Regions from separate parts of the Mus musculus genome. Here regions 1, 2 and 3 are each linked to region 4. Evidence: chromatin loops called from intact Hi-C (ENCODE). Cell type or tissue: left cerebral cortex. All regions are shown on one strand. Region 1 holds the start of Vps54 (VPS54 GARP complex subunit). Region 2 holds the start of Mdh1 (malate dehydrogenase 1, NAD (soluble)). Region 3 overlaps Mdh1 (malate dehydrogenase 1, NAD (soluble)). Region 4 holds the start of Ugp2 (UDP-glucose pyrophosphorylase 2).

The links. Hi-C counts contacts between places; a loop is a spot of excess contacts. Peaks named below come from ENCODE experiments on the same cell type or tissue, not always from the same donor. Only the 100,000 strongest peaks of a DNase experiment are listed, where the experiment ranks them.
Region 1: it touches region 4 in a loop (11-fold over the local background); 3 of 42 quality-filtered maps call a loop at or near these places.
Region 2: a loop joins it to region 4, with 3 times the contacts of the local background. A loop is called at or near these places in 7 of 42 quality-filtered maps.
Region 3: a loop joins it to region 4, with 2.4 times the contacts of the local background. A loop is called at or near these places in 7 of 42 quality-filtered maps.

Annotation. Positions count from the first base shown.
Region 1 is chr11:21,237,818-21,240,317 of GRCm38, forward strand. It overlaps Vps54 (VPS54 GARP complex subunit), which reads left to right and starts at 1,215. Exons shown (of 23, transcript NM_139061.5): 1 at 1,215-1,554. In left cerebral cortex, no CTCF peak of the experiment used is centred here; DNase peaks (open chromatin) are centred at 1,351 and 1,490; H3K4me3 peaks cover 2,144 bases; H3K27ac peaks cover 1,815 bases.
Region 2 is chr11:21,570,502-21,573,001 of GRCm38, forward strand. Mdh1 (malate dehydrogenase 1, NAD (soluble)) reads right to left here and starts at 1,433. Exons shown (of 9, transcript NM_008618.3): 1 at 1,229-1,433. The coding sequence starts at 1,231. Wdpcp (WD repeat containing planar cell polarity effector) reads left to right here and starts at 1,780. Exons shown (of 18, transcript NM_145425.3): 1 at 1,780-1,869. In left cerebral cortex, a CTCF peak has its summit at 1,396; DNase peaks (open chromatin) are centred at 627 and 1,501; H3K4me3 peaks cover 2,500 bases; H3K27ac peaks cover 1,784 bases.
Region 3 is chr11:21,565,958-21,568,457 of GRCm38, forward strand. It overlaps Mdh1 (malate dehydrogenase 1, NAD (soluble)), which reads right to left. Exons shown (of 9, transcript NM_008618.3): 2 at 663-761. Among named protein-coding and RNA genes, the nearest start is that of Mdh1, 4.7 kb to the right of the region's middle. In left cerebral cortex, a CTCF peak has its summit at 1,403 (motif pointing right); DNase peaks (open chromatin) are centred at 1,553 and 2,119; H3K4me3 peaks cover 274 bases; H3K27ac peaks cover 673 bases.
Region 4 is chr11:21,369,281-21,371,780 of GRCm38, forward strand. It overlaps Ugp2 (UDP-glucose pyrophosphorylase 2), which reads right to left and starts at 1,349. Exons shown (of 10, transcript NM_139297.6): 1 at 907-1,349. The coding sequence starts at 925. In left cerebral cortex, CTCF peaks have their summits at 1,308 and 2,360; DNase peaks (open chromatin) are centred at 14, 673, 1,290, 1,732 and 1 more place; H3K4me3 peaks cover 2,500 bases; H3K27ac peaks cover 2,500 bases.

The DNA.
Region 1 (2,500 bases), 130 kb before region 4:
CTCAGAAATCTGCCTGCCTCTGCCTCCCAAGTGCTAGGATTAAAGGCATGCGCCACCACTGCCTGACCAACCATACCTTTTTGGTGAGTAAATTAACAAAAGCTGTTAGCAATTTTCAATGACTTACTAAGACCAAGACTTGCATCAGTTTCTTTTTCCAGTTAACTACTGAGTTACATTTTCACTTTTGCTTTGTAAAACAGACTTTTGAAATGCATGAAACTTATTTGTAGGCTAAACAGTTCCAAAATGGAATAAAATCTTCATAAAGTTAAGAAAGACCCTCAAGTAATTAAGACTTTTTTTCTTATTTTTCCAGACCTTGGTGGCTCTGAGTCTCAAGACTCCTGAATCAACCAAAGGTGATTGGAGACTTATAAACATATTGTAGTCTAAGACACCCTATCTTGCAGATGGTAATTTTACTAGTAAGATCACAATTCTCTCTGAACTCAGCCTAATTGGAAATGCTGTTAGGAATCACAAATAGATTTTAATAATAAGCACACACACCCAAGTTTTTCAGATTTTTAAAGGGCAGGGACAACTGACTTATGCGCCTGAGAAATGTGACAGGTGATTGGAAGCCAGGAACTGGGGGGACAGGGTAGCCTCAAAAGGCCTTAAGTGCTGGAGGCCAGTGGGGTATCTGGAGTTGACCTTTCACCTTTGAAAGGCATTAATTTTGGAGACGGAGCCATGTTTGTTTACTATGAGGGGCTGAGGGAGTCAGGGCAGGCGGAAGCTAGGGCTTTAGTGGGTGTAAGCGGCCGGGAGTCAGTTGGTCTGGGGGGCGAGGGGTCCGCTCCCGCCCGCTCGCCAGGGAAGGCGGAAGGCAACGCTCGGCTTCTTTGGACAACCTGGGCGGGGGGGGGGAACCGTGCGAGCTGGAGCGCAGATCCGAGACGACTCCTGCCTTTACGAGGACGACAGGGGGAGGCACGGGGCAGCCACGCGGGGTCGTCCCCGCTCTGGGGTCGCTAGCTCTGCGGCGGCCGCGCCAGGCCCTGTCGGAGCTGCGCGGCGACTCCCGGTCTGGCCGCGGCCCTCCCGCCCCGGCGACGCCGCGGTGGATTGTGGGCTGGGGGCTGCGGCGGCCTGGCGGCGGCGGCGGCCTGCTGCACGCTCTCCGCGGACCCAGCCGCGCCGGGCCGGTGGCGTGAGGCGGGCGGCGGCGTGGGGAGCTGAGGCGCCGGGGGCGGTGGTCGCGGCGCGGCGGCGGCTCCCCTGGAGGCCGGGGATGTGGGAGAGGCGGCGGCAGCAGCGGCGGAGGCGGCGCTGCGGACCCGGGGGAGACTGCTGGCTGACAGGACACCCGGGCGAGACGTGAGGGGCCCGCCGCGGCCGCTCTGCCCCCGAGCGGCGCTGGGCTCGAGAGGGCGGCCCTGTGCTCCCGGGCCCGCCGGCCAGCAGGCGCGGGGCGGAGGCGGGAACCGGGCTCGGACCCGGCGCGCAGGGCGGCGGCGGCCGCGGAGCAGCAGTCTCGGCGCGACGTGGAGGGATGGAGGCGGCGGTGCACTAGGCCTCGTCTGGGGCTGCCGCCCGGGACCGCAGGTAGGTGCCGGGCCCGCGCTTCGCGGCCACCCTCCCCCGACCCGGTGACCGGCGGGGCGGCGGGACCCCACCCCCTCCGTCTCCTCGGGGCTTGGAGCTGACAGAGTTTCGGAGCCGGTGACCGAGCCGAAGCTTCATCCTCCCCGCCACCACCACTTCCTTCTCGGCACTCCCAGGATCCGGGCCGGCAGCTGTGCCCCAGCCCCGGCCGGCGTCCGCAGGTGCCGCCCCAGTCCCCTCGCCCCTCTCCGGAATCCGGGACCAGCAACTTCCATCAGTCCTTGTAGACGCGGAGCCCAAACTTTCCCTGTCTCCTTTCAGCCAGGCCTGAACCCCTCTTGGAGCCTTCTAGAATAAAAACACCGCCCCCCCACCCCCCCGCCCGAGAATACTAAACCAAAGAAGAACTCGGCATTGTGCAGTTTTGCATTGTAGTTTAAATTATTTTATTTCTTTCAGTTTTGCTAACTGCTGTCTGCAGGGATACAAAGACAGGCCTTCCCTGTTCCCTGTGGGTTGTCTGGGAACTTTTGCCTGACCATTATAATTAGCTACTTGGCCTGTCCGTGTATGGCTTAGGGTGACTTTTTTTTTTTTTTTTTTAAAGAATTTTGGCCTATTAGAGTTACAAAGTGTTTCTTAAAATACCTTTTTAACCAAGTTTGGTTTTTGGTCCTTATAGAGACGTCTTTTACTTTCGAAGAATTAAATTGGGCTACTTCTGTTTTCTAATTGATTTAATTTCGGGTTCTCAAACTCAGGTCAGTCTTAATACATGTTCAGCGGGCAGGGGATATTATGATACGCTGTTTGTGGTATATGGAGAAGAAGGTGATAACTTATGCTGCAGGTCTTGATGGGCATTGAGTTTTATAAATGGGAGCTCTAATTGGAAAACTATTTGACTCCCTAGCAGTTTGGCTGGAACAGATGTAATGATAGGATA
Region 2 (2,500 bases), 200 kb after region 4:
ATGTTACATGCTGATTCTGTGGACTTATTTCCTAAAGGGGATTATGAAGTGATTTGCCAAACACATAATACAATCCTGGTAAATGGGAAGAACAAGAGACCCTAGGTGCAAGCCTTATGACCTTGAGCAACTCGCATTCTGAGTCTCAACAAATTAAATTTTAGTATTTAAAGTGGGGTTTTGGATAAGATGATTGTAAAAAGGTTTTCATATAGGCCTAACAGCCTAAAGTCTGAAGTTCTTGGATAACTAGTGCCACTTTATTACTAAAATTATTAAGACAGAGACTGCTTAAGCCATAATTTAAATAACTACTTATGTGTCAAAATAACTAGGCAACAATGACTGGAAATTAGTAATTATTCCCTTAGGGTTTCTTATAGAGATTGAGGGAGTTTTTGTCCTTGTTTGAAAACATGTCTCCTTGGGTTCTGTGAAATTTCCAATTCATCCAAAAATTTTCAATTCATCTCACATTTCCCATCTTGATATTAAAGGACAACACGTATTTTTAAAATGTAAATTTCAAAGTACTTAGCAATTTCCAGTCTGGTGGCAAATGTCACCTTCAAACAGCATGAAGATTAGTCCTACGTCAGAGCTCTCTTTCACGTCACCCCCCTCCGCCCGCTGAGGACAAGATAGATCTAGAGCTTCAACAAGATGGTTACGTTACATCTGCAAGGAGGCCTTCAGAATTTATGACAGAGTAGTAAAGAATATCGGCACTGTTTGACTAGCGATGCTAGTCCTGTCATTACAAACGGAGATCAAGAATAGGTTTTCAGTAACATTTGTTTTCTTTTAAATCAAATATGGTGGAAACATGTCTCCTGAAAACTGGGATCATAACCTGGAGCACTACCGGTAAATCAACATCAGAGGCCTATTCTTTCCAAGAGCTTAAGAGGCAAAATAGTGTTAGGACCTAATTCTTCCCCTCCCATAATTCTCATCCCCCACAACAAATCCTTTAAGGTCCTTCGGAGAAAATTTTGTCCCTCCTGCGCAAGGACTGAGACCCGACTTTCCAAGGACAGTGATTTCTCTAGAGTCCTTGCGAACCCCTTTCCAGTATCTGGGTTACTGCGACAGTCGTGAGAATGAGTCAGATTTTGCAAACCGCGCGGAGGACAGCTCCCGGCATTACTGCTTTTTAAAAGCGCATCAAGCGCAGGAGGAGGCCGAGAGGCCGGAGCTGCTGCAGGTTCCAGGAGCCCACACTCACCATTATTGCAAACTGCAAGGCCGATCTCTGCACCTGCAAAAGGCAGTCTCCAGCAGTCAGGTCACCTCTACAGCGGAACAGACTCTGGGAGAGAACGCGGGGCTGGCCCGCAAAGGTTCGGCTGGAGACACGGCCCTTTCTGGGAAGTGTAGTTCTTCCGGCGACCTCTGGCGCCCACCTTCGTGCATTCCTGACAGTGCTAAACTACAATTCCCCCAAACCCCTTCTTCCTACGCGCCTCGCTGCAAAGTAGTCCCGGGGCTGAGCCTCGGTGATTGGAGCGCGTCTGTGAGCAGAGGGTTGGTGCTTTGAGTGAGGCGCCTGCCTGATGGCGCTCAGCAATTGGCAGGAGAGGAGGCGTTAACTCGAGGGAGGAGAAACGACCCCTGAGCGACAGCACACGTCGCTCCACCGAGAATCTATCCTCCCCCAAGACTAAACAAGGGCGGCTAAGAGACCTTCCGTTGCTTAAAGCCCGCTCGACCCGGAAACAAAACCTTTTAAAAACTCTCTCAGAGGCGGGAGGAATTGACGCTTGCGGAAGAACGGGCAGCTTCACCGTTGCTAGGCGACGAGGCAGCCTCACCTGAGCGCTCTCCAGACCAAGAGCTTGTGGAGCTGTGTTCTCACGTCCCAGGCTGGTGAGCTCGGCCCCGAGGGTTTTTATCTGGGGGTCAGAACAGGGTGCGGCACTGATGCGCGTATCCTGAATCCGAAGCCGGTGGTTGTGGGCGACCTCCGGAGTCCCCTGTTAGTGTCAGGAGCGTGTGGATGCCACAGTTTTCAGGAGGGACGAAGAGTGTCTTGCAGTTTGAGTCAGTGTAACTTTTCCAAAGTAAAGTCAGAAAGTTTTGTTTGTGGAGTGAGCCCCTTCCTTGTGTTTACTTGTGGTGTACCGATCTAATTTTCTTTGCCGACTGTGAATATTGACACTTTTTGCTCATTCTCTTTTTGGAAACCTGTTACTTCCAGGGGAAGTTGGGAGACACTGATTGTTTCAGGCGAAATGTTAGCAGCTAAAACATCTCAAGAGGCTTTCATTTAAAATGAAAGTTGTTAAGGGAAATCTGTATTCTCCGTTTGTTGTACGGATATTCGAAAACATGTGCCTTGGAACAGACCAATGAATATGCTCTTGGTCTAACGTCAGAATTTTCTGTCACTATTAAATGGATGGTGGATGGCTTCAGTTTTGTTTTTGGAAGATTTAGTATTTGGAGAGAGAAATATGATGCCTTAGTCAGGGCTTCTATTTCTGCGATGAAACACCAT
Region 3 (2,500 bases), 200 kb after region 4:
GTGAAGGTCGGGGTGGTTACTGCATTCTCTCTCACACAAAGTCCCACCCTATTTTTGTTTGTATATATTTAGTTCCCACTAATTAGTCATAATTATGGAAGAGAGATGCCATAGCTTGCTTAGTAGCTGCAGGTATGATTTCTCTTTATAAATAGCTAACAATAGATGACTACGATATCTGACATGAAGAGAAAGTTCAATTATCTGTAGGTCGAGAGAAAAAAATTAACAAAGACTTTAGAAAAGGATTTTAGCATACATATTTTAGCATTGTTAGAATTACGGGTGCCTGTTTCCTGTGGTGTAGATTTCACATCTGATTATTTGGGCTCAAAACACCAAGATTAGAAACAAAGGACAGATTCTACAACCTTTTCAAAGGCCCCTCCCCAAGAGTTACTCTCATTAGTGAGTGACACACTGATTGTTGCCTGCTAGCCAGTCACACAAAGCTACAGAAATGCACCAGGTGGAAGACCTGATTGCAGGTGGTTTTCAGTGCCCACAGGGTGGCCTATAAACATCTTCCTAGCCTCTACTTACAGCAAAGGACTCATTGCATTTATGGGGCTGCCTATTCCTCCACTATTTGCAACTAAATACAGAACCTTATTAAGAACATTTTACTACTATAGTGCCAAGGTTTATAGACGTGCCCCTACCTGGTCTTTCCCAAAGACAGATCCATTTCCAATACTGTACAACAGTGAATATGCAATTTGACCAGCTGCTCCAGTCACAAGGACTCTGATTGGTTCAGACTGTAATGAAAAAGACCCACAGTTTATTAACATGTTACCTTAATAAGGCAATGCATGCATTAAAAGTGAACATGACATCGTAAAGTCCCTTCTTGACTTGCTTAGAAAAAGAACAGGGTTGGTTTTAGTAAAGACAGCATGTACAAATGAACTAAGCAACTTATGAAGTGTGTCCTTTGGTGGCATGCTTATGAAGCGATCTTTAACTCTTACTAAATGGGAGCATAGCTAAAAAATGCAGAACTGGATTTATGTATGTAACCGTGTCCATCTTTGGGAGACATTTTGCCACAATGTCGTATCTGTTTTACGTGATATAAACCCTGGCAGGTTCAGGTTGGAAGAGTCTCACAGAACCCTATCATGCAAATCCCTGAGTCCCCACCTCACTGGAGTCCGGCACACCAGGAAGAGAAGTAGCAGTGACTAACAATTTCCTCTCACTGTGAGCCAAAAAGGTGGACTAAAACAATCCTGCTTTGACTTAACTGTGCAAGAGCAAAACAACCCTGTACATAAACTCAGAGATTTACCAGTCTCTGCCCGCTGAGTGCTGACATTAAAGGTGTGCACTGTTATCCCCAGTGTTACGCCTTTATTTTTAAAAAAGATTAATTTATTCATTTTATGTATTTGAGTACATTGTCACTGTCTTCAGACACACCAGAAGAGGGCATCGGATCCCATTATAGATGGCCATGAACCACCATGTGGTTACTAGAAATTCAACTCAGGACCTCTGGAAGAGCAGTCAGTGCTCTTAACCACTGAGTCAGCCTTAAGACTTTATTTTTAAAATTGAATTTATTTAAAGTGTATGGTGTGTGGCATGTGACACAGCTTGTCACAACTTGTGGGAGTTGTTTTTTCCTTCCATAATGTGGGTCTTGGGGATTGAATTCAGGTTGTTAGACTTGGCAGCAAGCTCCTTTTACCCACTGAGCCACATCGTTGGTCTAAGCCTTTAGGTTTTTTTGTCAAGGAGGAAAAAGGTGAGAAAATTACTAATATTTGTAATATAATAAATTTTAGTATTGAATACTGTACTAAATCACAATGGCAATACCTGACAGTCTGATTCCAAGAGAAAACTAACTTTTTAAAAAGGAAGAGGAACTATAAGGGGAAAATGCAATAGTTATATAACAGGAAGAAGCAGCTGTACAGGCTAAGAGACTAAATTAAATAAGACACAGACTAAAATAACAACTGTATTCAAAATGAGCGCTGAGTAATGGAAAAAAAATTTAAATTAAGCCTAGAGAATTAAAAAAAAAAAAAGAACCAAAATAAATTGTTCTCTTCCTTGAGAGTGCTGAGTACTGGTAGGACTCTGGGCTACCCCAGTCCCTCTCTGCATGAAGAAATGGCCCACTAAATGGACTGATGTAGAAACATTTAATCTCTTTTTATTTAGAACTGTCTCTCCTAGTGACTCATCCGGCTGAGATGGAAAGACGAACAGCCTGAAACTGACAAAAGTCAGGAACGTGGTTCCCAGAGGTCAAAACAGAAAATTCACTGAGTATTGCCATAAAATCTGATGATAGGAGATTTTACTTGGATTTCTTCCTCAAAAACATACCCAGGATAGGAGTAGAAAAATATAACCAAAAGATAAAACCTCAGAAATCTATGGAGAAAAATTCTCTTTGATACCTAGATTTCTTTCCTACTTTTTCCTTATCACTAGATACATTAAATTTAATACCTAAATAAGCCAACTTTAATAAAATATG
Region 4 (2,500 bases):
GTAAAGTGGGGCATAAGCCTGTATGGCATTTTCATTTCCAGGGTCAAATGATGGACATCCCTAGCATAACTTTAAAAGGAAAGGGGAAAGGTGCATGGACAGTCACTGAGGATCACGTGAAGCGGTTGCAAACTTTACTGCATGTATTAAGCAAGATGGCTGAAGCTTTCACACACTGGGGTCTGGAAGGAAAGGCTTCTTATAGGCAAACTCTATACAGTTTTGTGACAGAAGTTTAAGGCAGCACCCAATTGCAATACTACAGCTTGGTTGAGGGGTATTTGCTAAATGCATTATTTACACATATACAGATTTGAATGGTAATTTTCAAATTTAAAGAAAGCATAATCTTTCTATATTAAAAAAGAAAAAGCTAAGAGCACTGCAGCAAAGTCATTTCTCTGACTGGTATGACCTCCAGTGTCTACAAACTACTGATTTCGCAATAAATTACTCTGAGACTCAATCCACGTACACACAGAAAAGAAGTGGAGAGCTTCCTACTAGTCTTGACAAACGCATCTGCCTGTCCCTAGCCCTCTGGGTTTCCTTGTCCCACAAAGATAACTAACTTATCATCGAGTGCAAGAAGGGAACAAGAATTAATCAGCAGTCAAAAATCCTGTTTTGATTTTTACAATTACTATCCACGATGTCAGAATACTATTAAAACTGATTTTAGAAGGTAGAAATAACCCCTGCAGGGCGCAGAGGCATACAAACACGTATATGAAATGCCAACCCAATAAGTGGCGCAAAGCAGCTTAAATACCAATTTAACCAAAAAGGTCTGGCAAACGGTATCACAAATGAACACTTCCAGTTACAAACTACCCACTTACTTAGAGACTACCAATATTCAAAATCGGACGAAGCAGCCAAGAGACAGAAAGCAAAATGTCTTACCTTGTACAAATCTCGACATTTTAGGATCTTATTAAAATAATCTGGCTTATAATTTTCAATTTCTAGAATCTACGTTGTAAGGAAGGTCTCTCTCCCTTCCCTGCAACCGAAGTGTTCTTTCTCCTCCGATGTTTAACTACTTAAAGAAGAATTCGGGGGGAAAAAAAATCAAAACTAGTCTTTAAAAAGAAAAATCCTGAAGACGGAAAACTTGGTGGGACCGACTCAGCTTGGGAGGGAACTCCAGGCTACTCAGCGATCCCGACACCAACAGGGGACGACTGGAGACTCCGGAAAAGGTAAAACCAGACGAACTTAAATTTCATCAATGGAGAGGCGGACCTAGAGCCGCTTCACCGCCCTCCGGTCTCCACGCCCTCTAGGGCAGGACTGCCGCAGGCCCCCGGCCGCACCCCGAGGCCCCTCGCCGGCGGCCGTCCAGCGGCGAGCTGCTGGCGCCCCGTGTAGATCGGGAGGCGGGGAGGCCGGCGAAGGGGCAACGCAACCTTTTCTCCAGCCCATAAATAGCCGGGACTCGGAGATGCTGCGAATTCCGCACTCGGGCAGACAGCTGCCCGCGGCCTCCACTGGCCGCCCTCCCCTACGCAGCCGCTCCACACCAGGGCCCGGCTCGCCCCCTCCCTGCCCCCCGGGCCTGGCCGCCCAGACCCCCCGGGAGGCCTGGCCCTCCCTGACACGCCCTCGCCCGCCCGCCCGCCCGCCCCCTACTCTTCCACGCCCCACTGTCGGCCCCCGGCCACGCCTTTCGGAGCAGGACCCCACAAGGAGGTCGCTCGGAGCCCGGCCCGCCCCTTAAGCGACACCCACCTTCCTATTCCCTCGAGGGCTGAGAAGTTGGGGGCCTGGAATCAGGTCTCGCACGCTGCACGAGCGTGGCCGAGGCGACCTCCCCTCCGCTCCCGTCACACGCAAACACCTGGAGCCTGGCGCCAGCGTGCGCAGCCCCTGACCCTCCAGCCCGCCGCCTCCGGACACCGGAGCCCCCACTTTCGCCACACACCTCCCCTCCCCCTCCTTCCCCCCTCCCAATGCGGAAATGTCCCTACTGCTCAGAGCGACAGGCACAGCCGCCAGTCCGGAGCCGAAGTTTGCCTAAGGACCTGGCCAATGAGACACGCGGAGGTGGCAGGGGGCGGGGCGTTCGAGGCCCGAGGGAGGCGGGCGCAGAAGCGAAGGCGGGAATCCCACGCGTGGGAGCTGCACAGGCAGCAGCACGGTGCCAAGCACGTCTGTCTCTGCTTGCTGTTTGCAGATGCCACGAGCGTGTGAGAAAACCGAAGCGTGTGCTTGTGTTTGCACTCCACCAGAATTTGCCCGTTGAGGAAACCTTGAACTCCCCTTCCTCAGGGACACCAGGCTCTTCTCAAGAGGACCCAAAGGCTCTGCCACCAATTAGGGTTTGAGGAGGGTTAAGGCAACCTTTTCAGAATCAAGTAAAGGGATGGGATGTGTGTGGCTCACCAACAGGAGGAGGGCCTGGGGGCGTCGAAGGGAATGCCAAATAAAGGCTCTCCAGAAAGAGCCATCACTATTCGCCTTGCCTCGAATCCCACTCCTGGGCACGTTTGTGCTG